Linked DNA regions of Homo sapiens: all the other regions are linked to region 1. A link is a contact called in ENCODE Hi-C or POLR2A ChIA-PET data. All regions are on one chromosome and are shown on one strand. The core of a region is the stretch at or near the end of the contact, and the rest is flanking DNA. Distances in the headings are between cores, read along the strand shown. Region 1 has its middle 120 kb from the start of FRY-AS1. Region 2 overlaps FRY (FRY microtubule binding protein). Region 3 overlaps FRY (FRY microtubule binding protein).

Evidence for each region. A loop is a pair of places that touch in the nucleus more often than their neighbours do. ChIA-PET counts read pairs that join two places held with the same protein, here RNA polymerase II (POLR2A). Pooled maps may share reads with other maps.
Region 2: a map of left ventricle myocardium superior shows a loop between it and region 1 (5-fold over the local background). The contact joins two enhancer-like sites. A Hi-C loop is called at or near these places in 2 of 168 maps with a recorded cell type or tissue (heart right ventricle and left ventricle myocardium superior) and 4 of 50 pooled maps. POLR2A ChIA-PET finds 5 or more read pairs at or near these places in 1 of 52 experiments (PC-9).
Region 3: a map of mammary epithelial cell shows a loop between it and region 1 (4-fold over the local background). The contact joins two enhancer-like sites. A Hi-C loop is called at or near these places in 1 of 168 maps with a recorded cell type or tissue (mammary epithelial cell), 1 of 37 single-sample maps with no recorded cell type and 2 of 50 pooled maps.

What each region holds. Positions count from the first base shown.
Region 1 is chr13:31,908,400-31,912,801 of GRCh38, forward strand. It overlaps the pseudogene EEF1DP3. Among named protein-coding and RNA genes, the nearest start is that of FRY-AS1, 120 kb to the right of the region's middle. Within about 2 kb of position 2,017, at least 4 of the 41 ENCODE cell types and tissues checked have a DNase peak (open chromatin) inside an H3K27ac peak, as active enhancers do.
Region 2 is chr13:32,206,874-32,211,574 of GRCh38, forward strand. It overlaps FRY (FRY microtubule binding protein), which reads left to right. Exons shown (of 61, transcript NM_023037.3): 32 at 1,980-2,236; 33 at 2,712-2,858; 34 at 3,993-4,161. Among named protein-coding and RNA genes, the nearest start is that of ZAR1L, 110 kb to the right of the region's middle. RefSeq lists an enhancer at 3,267-4,466. Within about 2 kb of position 2,123, at least 2 of the 41 ENCODE cell types and tissues checked have a DNase peak (open chromatin) inside an H3K27ac peak, as active enhancers do.
Region 3 is chr13:32,261,810-32,266,410 of GRCh38, forward strand. FRY (FRY microtubule binding protein) reads left to right here. Exons shown (of 61, transcript NM_023037.3): 52 at 1-7; 53 at 505-666; 54 at 3,641-3,807. Among named protein-coding and RNA genes, the nearest start is that of ZAR1L, 51 kb to the right of the region's middle. Within about 2 kb of position 2,824, at least 9 of the 41 ENCODE cell types and tissues checked have a DNase peak (open chromatin) inside an H3K27ac peak, as active enhancers do.

The sequences.
Region 1 (4,402 bases), core at 767-3,266:
GAGAAAATAAAACTGAAACACATCATTTGGCCGATTCGTTTCAGTGAAACTCCTTTCTTCTGAATTTGTGATCAAGCCCGCCATAAAGAAGAGACATGATGGCACTGTAAATCTGATAAATTTCTGATGAGATACATGGCAGTTTAATGCAACTTGGTGACATGACCCTTATGCTCTTACCACTGCTGGGTCCTCATTCATGCGATGAGACTGTAGCCCAAACTCTAAGTAGGTTCTGACAAAGATGGAAAGCTTGGAGTACTAAGAACTGCTCCAGTGATACTCCAGTTCTTTTCCCATTCTTTCCTCCTTTTTACTGATGCAAGATAAAATGGGAAGTACAGCAGGACAAGGAGTGCGATTCGTGCTCAGAGTAGCTGTATTATGGGTTCTCACCTGGCTGAAACTCCTATTTGCATGGGATTATCTGACTCTCAGCTAAGATACACTGTTTCCCTAAGGCAATTTCGGAGGCCAAGCCCAAAATTGACACATTTAGAGATTCAGGAGCAAATAACTTTGTATTTATTTGTCAGTGAAGCACTATTTATGGCATTTCAATCACGTGGCAATCTTAAGACTGTAATTATAGAGGTCTAAGAAGAATATAGAACATTTCTTCTGACTTATCCTTTTGAGATTTAGAATTGAAAATAGTTTGATCTCTTTTTTCAGCCCCTCAGAGATAACTTACATGACCTTTAGCCAATTCCCCATTCTTCCTTTCTCATTTCACAATTGCAAATGCTACTGGGTAGTTTTCCTCTGTTTTGAGCCCCACCCTTCCTGTTGCTAAGCAGATGAACTGGATTACATAAATTGTCAATTTCTCAGCTGTGACAATGAAAAAGACAGGACAACAGTAGCCAGAAATGAGGACAGCTGCTTCTAGCACTTGGGATTTGGGGTTAGATGATGAAGAGAGAATCAAAAGGAAATAGGTGAAGTTAGCATAAGTAAAAAGTTAGACACAATTCTATTACTTTAATACAAACTCTGTTAACATTTGGGTATATTTCTTTCAGAGATTGGTACTCATATTAGAGTGGAGTTATTTGGGTTTTTGTTTTTCCTTTATGCCTACTTATAATTTACATGCTCTTATCCTTTGTTTTATAATATTTACAAGTTGCAGTTATTATTTTAATATTTCAGGTTAAGTTGACTTTTCAATATGGAGTCAGTTTTAAGTGTGTGCGTTTTAAAGGGGCATATTTGCATTTCTGACCCACAAAGACTAACATCACTTGTGACAATTAATTTTCACTCATCTAAATTTTGCAATGTTTTTAAACCAAAACAGGTTTAATAATGATAGGTATCCACTAAACATCCAGCTTTTATCACATCACCTGTAGCTTCCCATGGAAATTTTCTACGAAGCAAACATTGGCTAGTATTACAGATATTTCCTTTTCAAGCCCTCATGTTTAATCAACTCCGCTTACCTGTGTGGCTTTAATAAGCGTAATGCCAACTCCAGCTCCCCAGAGTGAGGTAAACAGTATGTATGGGCATAATTAGCAAATCATTTGGTTGTAAGATGTTGTATGATTCACATATTTGGTTTTCTTTAATGAGGCATTCCTCTCCAGACACATTAGTCGTTTCCCAAAATGCTCCTTTGCAAATAGCTATAGAAACAGCAAATGATGAACTAAAAAAGGTGTGCTGCACGTGGGACACCAGAGGGCGCTAGAGTAATGTTATAATGTGCCTCTGCTTTTCTCTTAGCTTTGCTATTAAAAAATTAAAGCTTTTAAAATAATACACTACCTTGTCTTGAAGACATTTATTTGAAGTTATACGATATAGCTTTATGATTTGAGTCAAACATTTATTATTATTTATCATTACAGTCAGCATCTTCTCAAAAGCAGGTCTTTTATTCCCATGCTGAATTTTAGAAAAGAAATTCTAACAATAGTCCTCCTCTTAGACTTTTTTTTTTTAAGGAAAACACATTATTATTCTTAGATTGTGACTTTGTCCTCTCCCAAGAGACAGTCACGTGTGTTAAAATGTTTAGTAGTTCTAGTCTGCTAGAAATGAATAATAGAGGAAGTGAATTATTTCTAAACTTTTAGAACCACAGAATTTGGGCATTTGATCAGTATTTGTCTACTGTTGAATTTAAAATAAAACATATGAATGTATCAGGATAAAGTGGCAGTGCTGCAAAAATTTGAAGTGCTGAAAAAAGTTAGAAAATTAAATTGGCATTTATTAATAATAAGCAACCATTTTAGTGTAGCTAGAAGGTTTATTTTCTAGTGTTAAGCTGTCTTAAAAATCAGAGGTATTTTTGTTCAACATAATTTACTGAAAAGTGTGTATAGAATGCTTAATATGTATGTGCCTAAAATTGCTCTTAGTGACCAAATATTCACATGCTGGGTGTGGTGGCTCATGCCTGTAATCCCAGCACTTCAGGAGGTAAGAGGGTTCCTTGAGGCCAGGAATTCAAGAGCAGCCTAAGCAACATAACAGGACCCTGTCTCCACAAAAATTTTAAAAGCAGCCAGGTGTGGTGGTGTGTGCCTGTAGTCCTAGCTACTTGGGAGGCTAAGGCAGGAGGATTGCCTGAGTTCATGTGTTCAAGGCTATAGTGAGCAGTGATCGTGCCGCTAGACTCCAGCCTGGGTGACAGAGCGAGACCCTGTCTCAAAACAAAAAATCAAACCCCAAAACCACAAAAAATTCACAAGACAACTTACGTAATCTAAGATATAAATCACACATACCAGACATGAAATTTGCAAATGTGTATCAGATAAAATACTATGTGTTTAAAGGATGGGGATGCTATGTGACTGAAGGGTTAGGGGAGACTGGCGAAATGGAAGGAACTAGCTGAGCTTGAAGGATGGGGTAGGATCTAATTCAGCAGAAAACAAATTATAGCAGAATAACCATGGCCAGAAAGGGAGAGATGACACAAATGCATGTGCAGCAATATATCAAGCATCTGCTTTTCATCTTTCCACAGGGAGGTCCCATCTCGCATTGTAAAGGGCATTGTTTTTATGTTATTTCTTTGTCTTTCATGTTGTGGTGTGTATTGGTTTGGGTTTTCTGGTTGTTTTCTTTGTGTTCTTTTACCAGAAAACAAAAACAAAAACAGCCTTTCAGAGGGGAAATCATTCCTCATCCCCAATATGACCAGTATTTGTTCCAGCCTTTCCCAGCTCTGGTCCAGCCAGATGAGAGTGCTGCTGTAATGTCCAGTGCTATGGCTGGGCGGCCTCAGGGAGAGCGAGGGTTCAAGTCCTCAGCCTTCTCACAGCGCTGCATCCAGGTGGATGCCACAGATCTTTCGATGCTGTGCCCTGTACACTGGGAAATTGTCTGTTTCCCTCTAGGGACTGAGGTTCTCAAGGTAGAATCATGGCCTGATTCCACTTTGTAGTCCTAATGCTCAATGCACATTGGGAAGTCAGTAAATATTTCTTTTTTAATGTAATTATCTATTTATTAGTCCAAGATCAGTGTAAATGTATTGTAGAAAATTATAAAATACATATAAGAAAAATACTTTTTGAAAAACATTGTAATCCTACAACAGTTTATTGGTATTACCTTAGTGCCTATCCTTCCAAACACTTTCTGTCCACCTCTATGTTTATCTGTTTTGCTATGTATCTACCTATCTAGGTATTTTTAAACTGAGATTAGACTATACACACTTTTATAGCCAGTGTTTTCTCATTTAATAATCTCCACATTTCCATGTTAGTAAGTATTGATCTTAAATGATCATTCCTATCAACAAACTTGCTGCATAAAAATCCCCCTGGGGAATGCTTGCCAAAATGCAGATTCCTAGGGCCCAGGCTGGATCTGCAGATTCAGAATCTCCAGGGTTATGGCTCTGGAATTTGTATTTTCACAAGCATCTGAATGCTCATATTCCAGTCACTGATCTACACCATCATTTTGGGGAGCCAGAATAGATTTCCACTGTCTAGACAGATATATTGCATTTAACCAATCCCTAGTTCAGTTTTTTCATTATCATGAGGCAGGTCATAAAGATCATTAAGTGATGAGCATCATAAGTTAAGATGGTAGACATTCTAAATCTCTATAAATGTCAACACAGATTTATTTATGGTTAATATAGGAAGTTAAAAATCTATGCCCAGTCTTGACAGATGGAGCTTTTTGGTTATAAGGTGGTTATCCCAAAACCACAAAGCAAAATCATAAAATGAACAGAACTGCAGGGGTGTGTCTTTCTTCCTTCCCTCCTTCCTTCCTCCCTTTCTTTTTTTTTTTCTTTTTCTTTTCAGTTGTGGGCCATGGGAACATAAATCCAGGTGTGGGTAGCCAGATGACTCAAGTCCCCAGATTTGGTGCTCTCTCCTCTGTTTATGTGGACACAGTGACTAGTTTTGCCTCT
Region 2 (4,701 bases), core at 873-3,372, 300 kb after region 1:
AACGGCCAGACAAATTGTTCAGGTCCACTGAACAAGAGCATCCCACTGATGTGGTCTCACATTTTATTTAAAATATTTCTGGAGCAGTGAATAGAGGGCTATTTGCATGTCTATGGCATTTTTCTTTTCTTGTTCCCTTTTAAAAAGGGAACTACCCTTGACTGTCCAGGAGCTACCTGGGTGCTTGGGATACCTCAGGCATACATCCCTACCCTCTTGGTGCTATTATCTGTCAGACAAAATGCAATTAACATAATAAACAAGCAAATTATGTAATGCATAAGTCTTTGCTCCGAAAAGTCCATAGATTTTTATACCATTGTCAAAAGATAGGTCTTTTGAATAACTGCTCTCTCTTTTATTTGTTTTTGGGATTTTTTCCCCCATCTTAAAGTCCAGATCCTTCTAGTGGAGTTTAAATAGTTCTCCCACCATAAAACTATTCTGAGTCTTTGCACCCAGAAGTCATTTTCCACCACCGAACCCCCAAAGCACTCTGTTTGTGCCTTTCTGATTTCATTTGTCACTGTTTCCCTTGCCCCAGAGTGATTTGTCAACATAATTTGTCTGAGTCTCTTTCTTAGGGGCAGGAACTGCATCATTTGTCAGTCTTTGCTGTCTTTGTCATGTCTAGCACAGTGGCTTGCACCTAGAAAATGCCCCGTACCTTGGGACAAATGAATGTTCTGACTTTATAAGGATTTGAGTATGTGACATAACAGTCACATACATCAGTCACATCCATAAATGTAGAAATCAAGTAAATTTTGAAATTTTGACCTATATGAAACATAATAGCTTAGCACTGTCTGATTATTGTGATATAACATTATGGTCTCCAAAATAAAAAATTATAATTTTAATTTTAGGAAAAGGGCCAAATTGATTAAAGCTGCTGTTTCAGAAGATCCCGTGGATTATCTTGGTATAATTCCTGGCATCTGTGTTCTATTATTTAGCAGCCATGAGCCCTCTAAGCGAGATTGCATTGCCACACTGGATCATAACACCTGTATGAGACCAAGCTTTCTAATTTCCCTGAGGATAAAATACCTTCTTCTCTAGATATGAGAGATAGGAGATTACATCGGAGCCTACTGCATATACATAATGCTGTGCTTCTCTATCTTAGAAAGTTTATTTGGATTATAAAATTAAATGCTGCTGGCAGTGAAACAATGCCAAAATGCTCTGAGAGAAAGTAATGGTGAAATAACTGGACCAGACCTAGGGCTTCACTGTTTGGACTCACGTGTCTCACAGGGGACACACAGCCCTTGGCAGGCACCTTCCACATGCTTAGCAGTTTTCAAGACGACTCTGCAAAGTGGGTTTATTCTTCCTAGAGATCCGCATGTCACTTTTTAACAGCCAATGTTTCATGGAAGACACTTTGTAAGACACTGGGTCAGTGGAAAGGTAATCATTGGTGTTAGCCTGATCCTAACCACAATTTATAAAAGCCTGATGGATGATAGGCACTGTGCTGAGCACATTGCATTCATTATGATTATATCTTTTAGTCATTACAGTAGCCTGATGTGGGGCCCTATCAGTCCCATTTTACCGACAAGGGAACTGAGGAGCAGAGATGTTAAGTAACTAGCCCAGAGTCACATGCCACTAGTATGTGGTGGATCTGGAATCTGAACACATGCCCTTCTAACTCCAAGTCCCTTATTTTGTCCACCCTCTGATATACATCTTCCGCTAGCAGTGGATTTGAACTCACTCCACTTTTACCAAGCCTGTGCTTGCCCCACAGTGCTATACACTTTCCTGCACAGCGCACCAGATGTGGAGCAACAAGCTTGCAGACAAGCCTTGGTTTTATCATTCTGTGGCCTTGGGGAGCTCCTGTATGTGAAAATGTTTTGTAAACGTAGGACACTGTTCAGTCTGCAAGTTGGCATTTGAATTTCCATTTATTTTGGTGGAATAAGGTATGGATGACTCTCTGTCACTGCAATTCTCTTTAGAGGTAAGCCAGCGATTCCCCACAACACACCCCAACGGGCGCCAGATCATGCTTACCTACCTGCTGCCCTGGCTGCACAACATCGAGCTGGTGGACAGCAGGCTCCTCCTCCCGGGGTCGAGCCCCAGCAGCCCAGAGGACGAAGTCAAGGACCGGGAAGGTGACGTGACTGCTTCTCACGGGCTGAGAGGAAATGGCTGGGGCTCTCCAGAAGCCACGTCACTGGTCCTGAACAACCTCATGTACATGACGGCCAAGGTAAACTCAGAGGAATTGTGCTTCAAATAGCATGGCTCCATCATCAGAAAAAAACCCTGGGTTAGTCAAACCCCGGGGAAAATGGGATTCCTTTAAAAATCACATGACTGGGGATAAATAGTGGTGATGGTTGCACAGAAATATGAATGGACTTAATGCCACAGGCTGTACACTTACAAATAGTGGTGATGGTAAACTTTATGTTATGCGTATTTTACAGCAATTTTAAGAATGATAATAAAAATAAAAATAAGCCTAATATTTAAAAAACTCACATGAATAGGTATTATGCATGATTGATTTGTGCATTATTAACTACTGTTTACTGAAAGATGGCATCTTTCTGATAAATGGTCATGTTTACCCCTTCTTATGATTTTGAGACGGTCATGACCCTCAAAACTACTTTCAGTCAAACCTTTTGCGTCCTTACAGTTTTCACACATCTCTTGGGCCGGTTTTTATTTTGTTATAGTATGGAGATGAAGTTCCTGGGCCAGAAATGGAAAATGCTTGGAATGCTTTAGCCAACAATGAGAAATGGAGCAACAACCTGAGGATCACCTTGCAGTTCCTGATTAGCCTCTGTGGGGTCAGCAGCGACACAGTTCTCCTACCCTATGTAAGTGTCTCTCAGCCCTTCAAGAGTGATTATTCCTGCAGGGACTCCCATGTGCAATTTGCAAGTCAGAATGTGCTCTTTGCTCCAGCTAAAATAGAAATGTCCAGTTAGTCACATGAATCTCCTGTGAGCTCATCCAGATATTACATAAAAGTTCCCTTCTGCCCCCTAGACACAGGCTATGTGTGCTAGTGATGCCTCTGTCATCTCCTTACTCTGAGCCTTGGGACGCAGAAACCTATTGATATAGCAGGTGGATATTTTTCTAGCAGTTACTGAAAGCTGCCTTCTATAAACATTGGACCTACTATGTAAGAGACACTAAGTAAAGTGTTGTATTATTACTAATAAGAATGTTTCATGTTTACATCTTGATGCTCTTGAAACAGAATAAGAAAGCAGAGTATGCAGGTTTTTCTCTTCAAATTCAAGTGGTAGAAGAGAGAAGTAAGCATGGAGAAATCCTTCTGAAATGTCTGATATTTACAGTTGGTATTTAAAAGTGATAGGATCAACAGAATGACAGCATTTTTAAAACCCAAACTCAATTGGCATTTCTGTGCTGGTTGTTTTTGTGACAGGTTTATGTCTTCCTGCTGCCTTGAGTCCACATAAGCCTCACTGCAGCTTGCAGGGCTCAGGTTGGACTATGAGGCCTGCAATAATGTGGAGCTTTAATCCAGAGTTATTTTTAAAATTTAAAACCATAAAAACAGCTAAAACTCATTTGTTTCTTGGGGAGAAGAGAATAGCAGGGGACTGGATTCCTTTTTAAACAAAAATAACTAGCAGTTTTTCCCCAGGGTTTGTATAAATAAAATTATTTCTGAAGATGAGAACTTTGATGGCAAGTTTTCAGTTTAGATAGAATTCACGTACCTCAAAAGTAACTTTTAAAAACTTAGCCATTAGAAAAGGTAAGGGCTTTAAGAACACACTGTTATCAGACGTGCCGATGAAGAGAGGTGAATTTTAATCCAAGTCCTTGGTCCATCCTAGGATAGCACAAAGATTAGCTATCACGGTGACAGCTCCTGCATGATGACAACTTATCTAAATGAGAGGTTTACTGGCCTAGTGTTCCTGTGGACTAGGCTCTGTGAAACATCCCTTGTTTTCTTTTTTCCTTCTCAGATTAAAAAAGTGGCAATATACTTGTGCCGTAACAACACCATTCAAACCATGGAAGAGCTTCTCTTTGAGCTGCAGCAGACAGAGCCCGTGAACCCCATCGTCCAGCATTGTGACAACCCGCCCTTCTACCGCTTCACGGCCAGTAGCAAGGCTTCCGCAGCAGCCTCAGGTAAGAAGAGCAACCGGGCAGACACCTGGTCACAGATCCCTGGGGTTTCCTTCATGTAGATTCCTGAAAGGATATGAGAATGTGTTTGTTACTTTTTTCTTATTCCTGTGTGTGCATTCAGTTAAGAGATGGCTTAAGAATAACTGAGACATGGGCTGGGCGTGGTGACTCACGCCTGTAATCCCAGCACTTTGGGAGGCTGAGGCTGAAGTCAGGAGTTCAAGACCAGCCTGGCCAACGTGACAAAACCCCGTCTCTACTAAAAATACAAAAACTTAGCCGGATGTGGTGGCACGCGCCAGTACTCCCAGCTCCTCAGGAGGCTGCAGGAGGAGAATCACTTGAACCCACGAGGCAGAGGTGGCAGTGAGCCAAGATTGCACCACTATACTCCAGCTTGGGCGACAGAGCAAGACTGTATCTCAAAAAAAAGAGAATAACTGAGTTTCTTAGGGATCATAGGGTTAATGAAATGATCTTGTAAAGATGACTGAGAATCTGTGGCTCAAGCATCCTCCATCACAGAACTTTGTATTTCAG
Region 3 (4,601 bases), core at 1,574-4,073, 350 kb after region 1:
AGACCTAGTAAGTAGCGGCTCTCCCACTCTAAGAATTGGGAGGCTTATTTTTTGTAACTAATGCAGGAGGACAGTTTCCAGTTGCAGCTAAGGAAACTTTCCACAGCTGCTGAACTAAAATCGGAACTGTCAGGTGGTGTCATACGGGTTCTAGCTGGCAGAGTCTTCTCTGTAGGTTGCAGATGGAAACAAAGACTGGGGTCCATGTGATTCACCCTGAAAGCCACCAGATCTGTTAAGGCCTAGATTTTTCCCAAATACCTTTTATGATTCTGGAATCTTTTTAAAAATTCCCCAGATCTCTAAAGTGTGGAGATATGACAGACATTTTGATGTGATTTTCTGAAAATACCTGGATTACTAGCTGCTATGTTTAAGGCCCAATAATGGTGAAATGTGGAAGTTAAAAAATTAAGACGTATTAACCAACAACTAGAGAATAAATGGAGCTTTTAAAGAATGGGAACTTCATACTATGTTTAATTTCCTTTGCTTTTTAAACAGATCATGACTCTCTCCCCCTCTGAAGAGACGAATCCCATGGAGCTGCTCACCACAGCCTGTGACTCGACCCCTGCAGAACCTCATTCCTTTAACACCAGAATGTCCAGCTTTGATGCTTCCTTGCCTGATATGAATAATCTGCAGATTTCTGAGGGTTCAAAGGTGAAGAGATTTTAACAATGATGATTTGTACTTCCCTTAAAACCCTTAAAAAAAAACACTTCCAATTTTCTGAGAATTCTTAAGGGGTCTCAAGTAGAAAGACTATCTTTATCTTTTTCTTTCTCTCTTTTTTAAAATAATAGAAGTTTGTGCACCTGAGCCTATGTTTTGAAGTTGTTTTACCCCCACAAACTTGAGCAGCCATCTTCTTGGCTGAAAGACTTGATTTGAGGTCTTTTTAAAATGAGACATTTTGCATGAACACTGCTGGTGGATGGCAAAACCAGTGGTGTATGTCTGAGATGGCTGTGACTGGGAAACTGCTGATCTTTGTCATGAATTTTATAAAACAATATGCTAAGTGAGGTGTGGGTGTATGCACATATTTGGGGAATTTTTTCCTTTGTAGGAAACAATTATACAATTTGTACATTGATTCAGTGCTTGCCTTTTGGCATACTATCAGAATTTTTAATGTCAATCACAGTCTTATGCCAGATTCGCACAAAACTCTTCTTGCCAGAGTCTGTGAGGAGAAAAGTAACTAATGGATGTAATTTTCTTAATTAGAAAAAATCTAACAGTGTATATTTCATTTAAAGTTTATTTTATTAAAATGTCCTGAAAACCATCCACTTGCATGCTATGCCCACATCTATGCCCATCAGTATAGAATTGTATTTCCTTATAGTAGAAATACCAAAATAATCTATTACCATTAAGATAGAGTCAAGCACTGTCTATCATGAGTTTGGTTATGGTTGTGCAAGTTCAAAAGAAAAAATAAAATCGAAAAAATTTCATAAAAGTATATTCCTTCTGACATTTCTAATGGAAAAATATAATATTGGCTATTCTATATTCTCTGATAGCATAGTAAAAATAGATCAGAAATCTAGGAAAATCTATGTGCTTTAAACCAAGGGCAATCACCAAATTACAATTACCTAAAAATATTGAAGCTTAAATAGTAATTATTTCTAAGATTGCCTCATTGCAAAGGTACTACAATCAGGATTCTTGGAATTAGCAGAGTTCTTTTTTAGCCAAAAGAAAAAAACAAAAAACAAAAAGCCCAGAAAGAAAAGTTGTCTAAGTTAAAATTCTAAGATTATGAAATTAAATTTCATAGAAAAAAATCACAAAATATATGTGCATTTGATATTTCTCAATGTCAATATGGTCATTTTCTCCATTTTTCTATTTTGAATGCTAAAAACATATAGATTTCTCATAGAAAGTGCTACCTAAGGCCAGGCGCTTTGGCTCACACCTGTAATCCCAGCACTTCGGGAGGCCGAGGCGGGTGGATCACGAGGTCAGGAGTTCAAGACCAGCCTGGCCAAGATGGTGAAACCCTGTCTCTACTAAAAACACAAAAAAATTAACCGGTCATGGTGGCGGTGCCCGTAATCCCAGCTACTCAGGAGGCTGAGGCAGAGAATTGCTTGAACCCGGGAAGCAGAGGTTGCAGGTAGCTGAGATCGCACCACTGCACTCCAGCCTGGGCGACAGAGCGAGACTCCATCTCGAAAAAAAAAAGTAATACCTACGTAATAGATCTCATCCTACCAAGGAAAAGTCGAGTCCCATTTCTGAAGAGCTATCCCTGTTTTTCACTTAAGTTGCATTTCTGCAGTGTTTGATAAAGCTATGATATTAGAGAAAATAAAATGTATTTTAATAAGGACTCATCCCTTCTCTAATGGATTAAGTGTATGTACACTAATAACCTAGACCAGGCACCAGTGGCCAGCCTCATTGGCAGCACTGTAGTTTTAAAAAGCAAATATGGATAAACCTCTCAAACTCAGTATTTACCAGCAATTCCTCCAAAGACATGAGATATCTTATTTCCCTAATATATTTTTACCATTCCTGGTAATTTTCCCTATTAATTCTAGAGTCAAAGTATAATATATATATTTTATATATATATTTACACACTGAGTGGACAGATGTTAACTTGAGATAAAGCTCTAATTCATATACACTTCTATTTTGCCTTGCTTTTGTTTTTGTTTTAAGAAAATGACTCACTGTAACATGTACATCTTTCTTCCTCTCCCTTCTGATCTGTAATCCAGTTGCCTTCCTTCCTCTCCTAAAGAACAATCAGTCCTCCTTTTCCCCCTGGCCCAGGCCCAAACCCAGCCTCTTTTTCCATTTTACTTGCTGTGTCTCTTTCCTGCCTCTCACTGATCCTGGTTCTGCCTGCCCTAGAGCCCTTTCATTGTCCTGCTCATTCCACATTTTGTAGTCAGGTAAGAGCAGATACTCATATCTGTTATCTGTGGAGGGTATTCTCAAGGGTAAAGCATACATGCAAATGGATCTTAGAGGATCCCCTATATGGAAAGACCGAGCAACCCAGCAGGCTCAGGGAAGGACTCTGGATCACTCGTGCATACCACAGGTATCCTGGGCATCTACTGCGCCAGGCCCTGATGATTCTACATTCCCTTGGTAAAGGGGTTCTATGTTAGAGAATTAACTCTGGATAGGCTTGCTTTAGAAGGCTGGGTTTGGACAATGGAAGGAGTTCTGAATCCAAAAGAAGTGTTTCTTGTCCCAGCTCCAATTCTAAGTATGGACCTGATATTAGACAAGTCCCTTTCCCACGTGGAGCATTGTTTCCTTATCTGCAAAATGTGGAGGTTGGATTGGAGGTCTTGATGGTCTTTTCCAAGTTTAGCGTTCATACCCTATAAGCATGGGCCAAGTACGAAAATCTACTGAGAGCCCCTTTGGGGACCATTATGGAAGAGATTGAAAAGAAGATAAAGAATGAACAGTACTTCAGAGAATTCCTGAGTCCAGCCTAGAAACGGACTATACTGTAGCTAGAAAACAAATGTCCCCATTTCTATCACCATCAGCATTTCAGTCTCTCTTATTTGTTCCTTAGTTGAACAGGTTGTCCTGTATGTTTTCTTACACATTGGGGGATTCTTTTGTCTTTTTATTCTTCCAGGCTGAAGCTGTTCGTGAGGAGGAGGACACCACCGTGCATGAGGATGATCTTTCTAGTTCCATCAATGAACTCCCAGCAGCTTTTGAATGCAGCGACAGCTTTAGCCTGGACATGACTGAGGGGGAAGAAAAAGGCAATCGGGCACTGGACCAGTTTACCCTGGCGAGGTAATGGAGCCCTTGGCTGATGTGAGTGGTGTGAATGTGCATGGTACATTATATGGCATTCACACTCAAGTTAAGTGTCACAGTTGCACTGCTGGGACATCCTAATAAAGGACTCCAAAGTGACATATATCATGGCAGGCTCTCAGCTGAGTTAGAGTCATCCAATCCCATTATAGGGCCTCGTGTGGAACAAAGAAAGAACACTTACATATGAATTCATAAGGCCAGAAAGCAACGTAAAAAGCAAAGGAAGAGCCTGGAAACATGGTCCAGACCTTGTAAGCTTTGAAGATAAGCAACACTTGGCAAGCCTTGGAAATAAGTTCTTTCCATTTGGAGTTAAAACCCTGGAACAAGAGGCTCTTTATATAGGAAATACCTACTCTTTAAGTGGGTGTCTTTTGGCCTGGTGGCTGATATTTCTGAGACTAGTGAGATATAGAAACAGAAAAAAAAAATGTGAAGAGAAATAGATAAACACCAGAGGTTAGATTAATCCAGCATCTAGAATAAATCACAAATAATAATGCTACAGATCTACTTCAGGAAAAGAAAGTTGAGATCCTAAAATTACTCTTCTGAAAGTTGAAAATAAGAACTAAGTAAAAGCTTCTGATATGCTAGACAAAGGCCTTCTGTTACAGTGAGCAATGTCTGTCCATCAAAGGAAAAGGTTAAGGTAACACCTAGAGAAGAATTTGACCTTTCATTTTTATTCATTATCTCTTCTTTCTTCCTGCCTCTCTGTCTCACTTTCCCTGCGTATCTCTGGTTTCCTTGTCTCCCTCCACCTT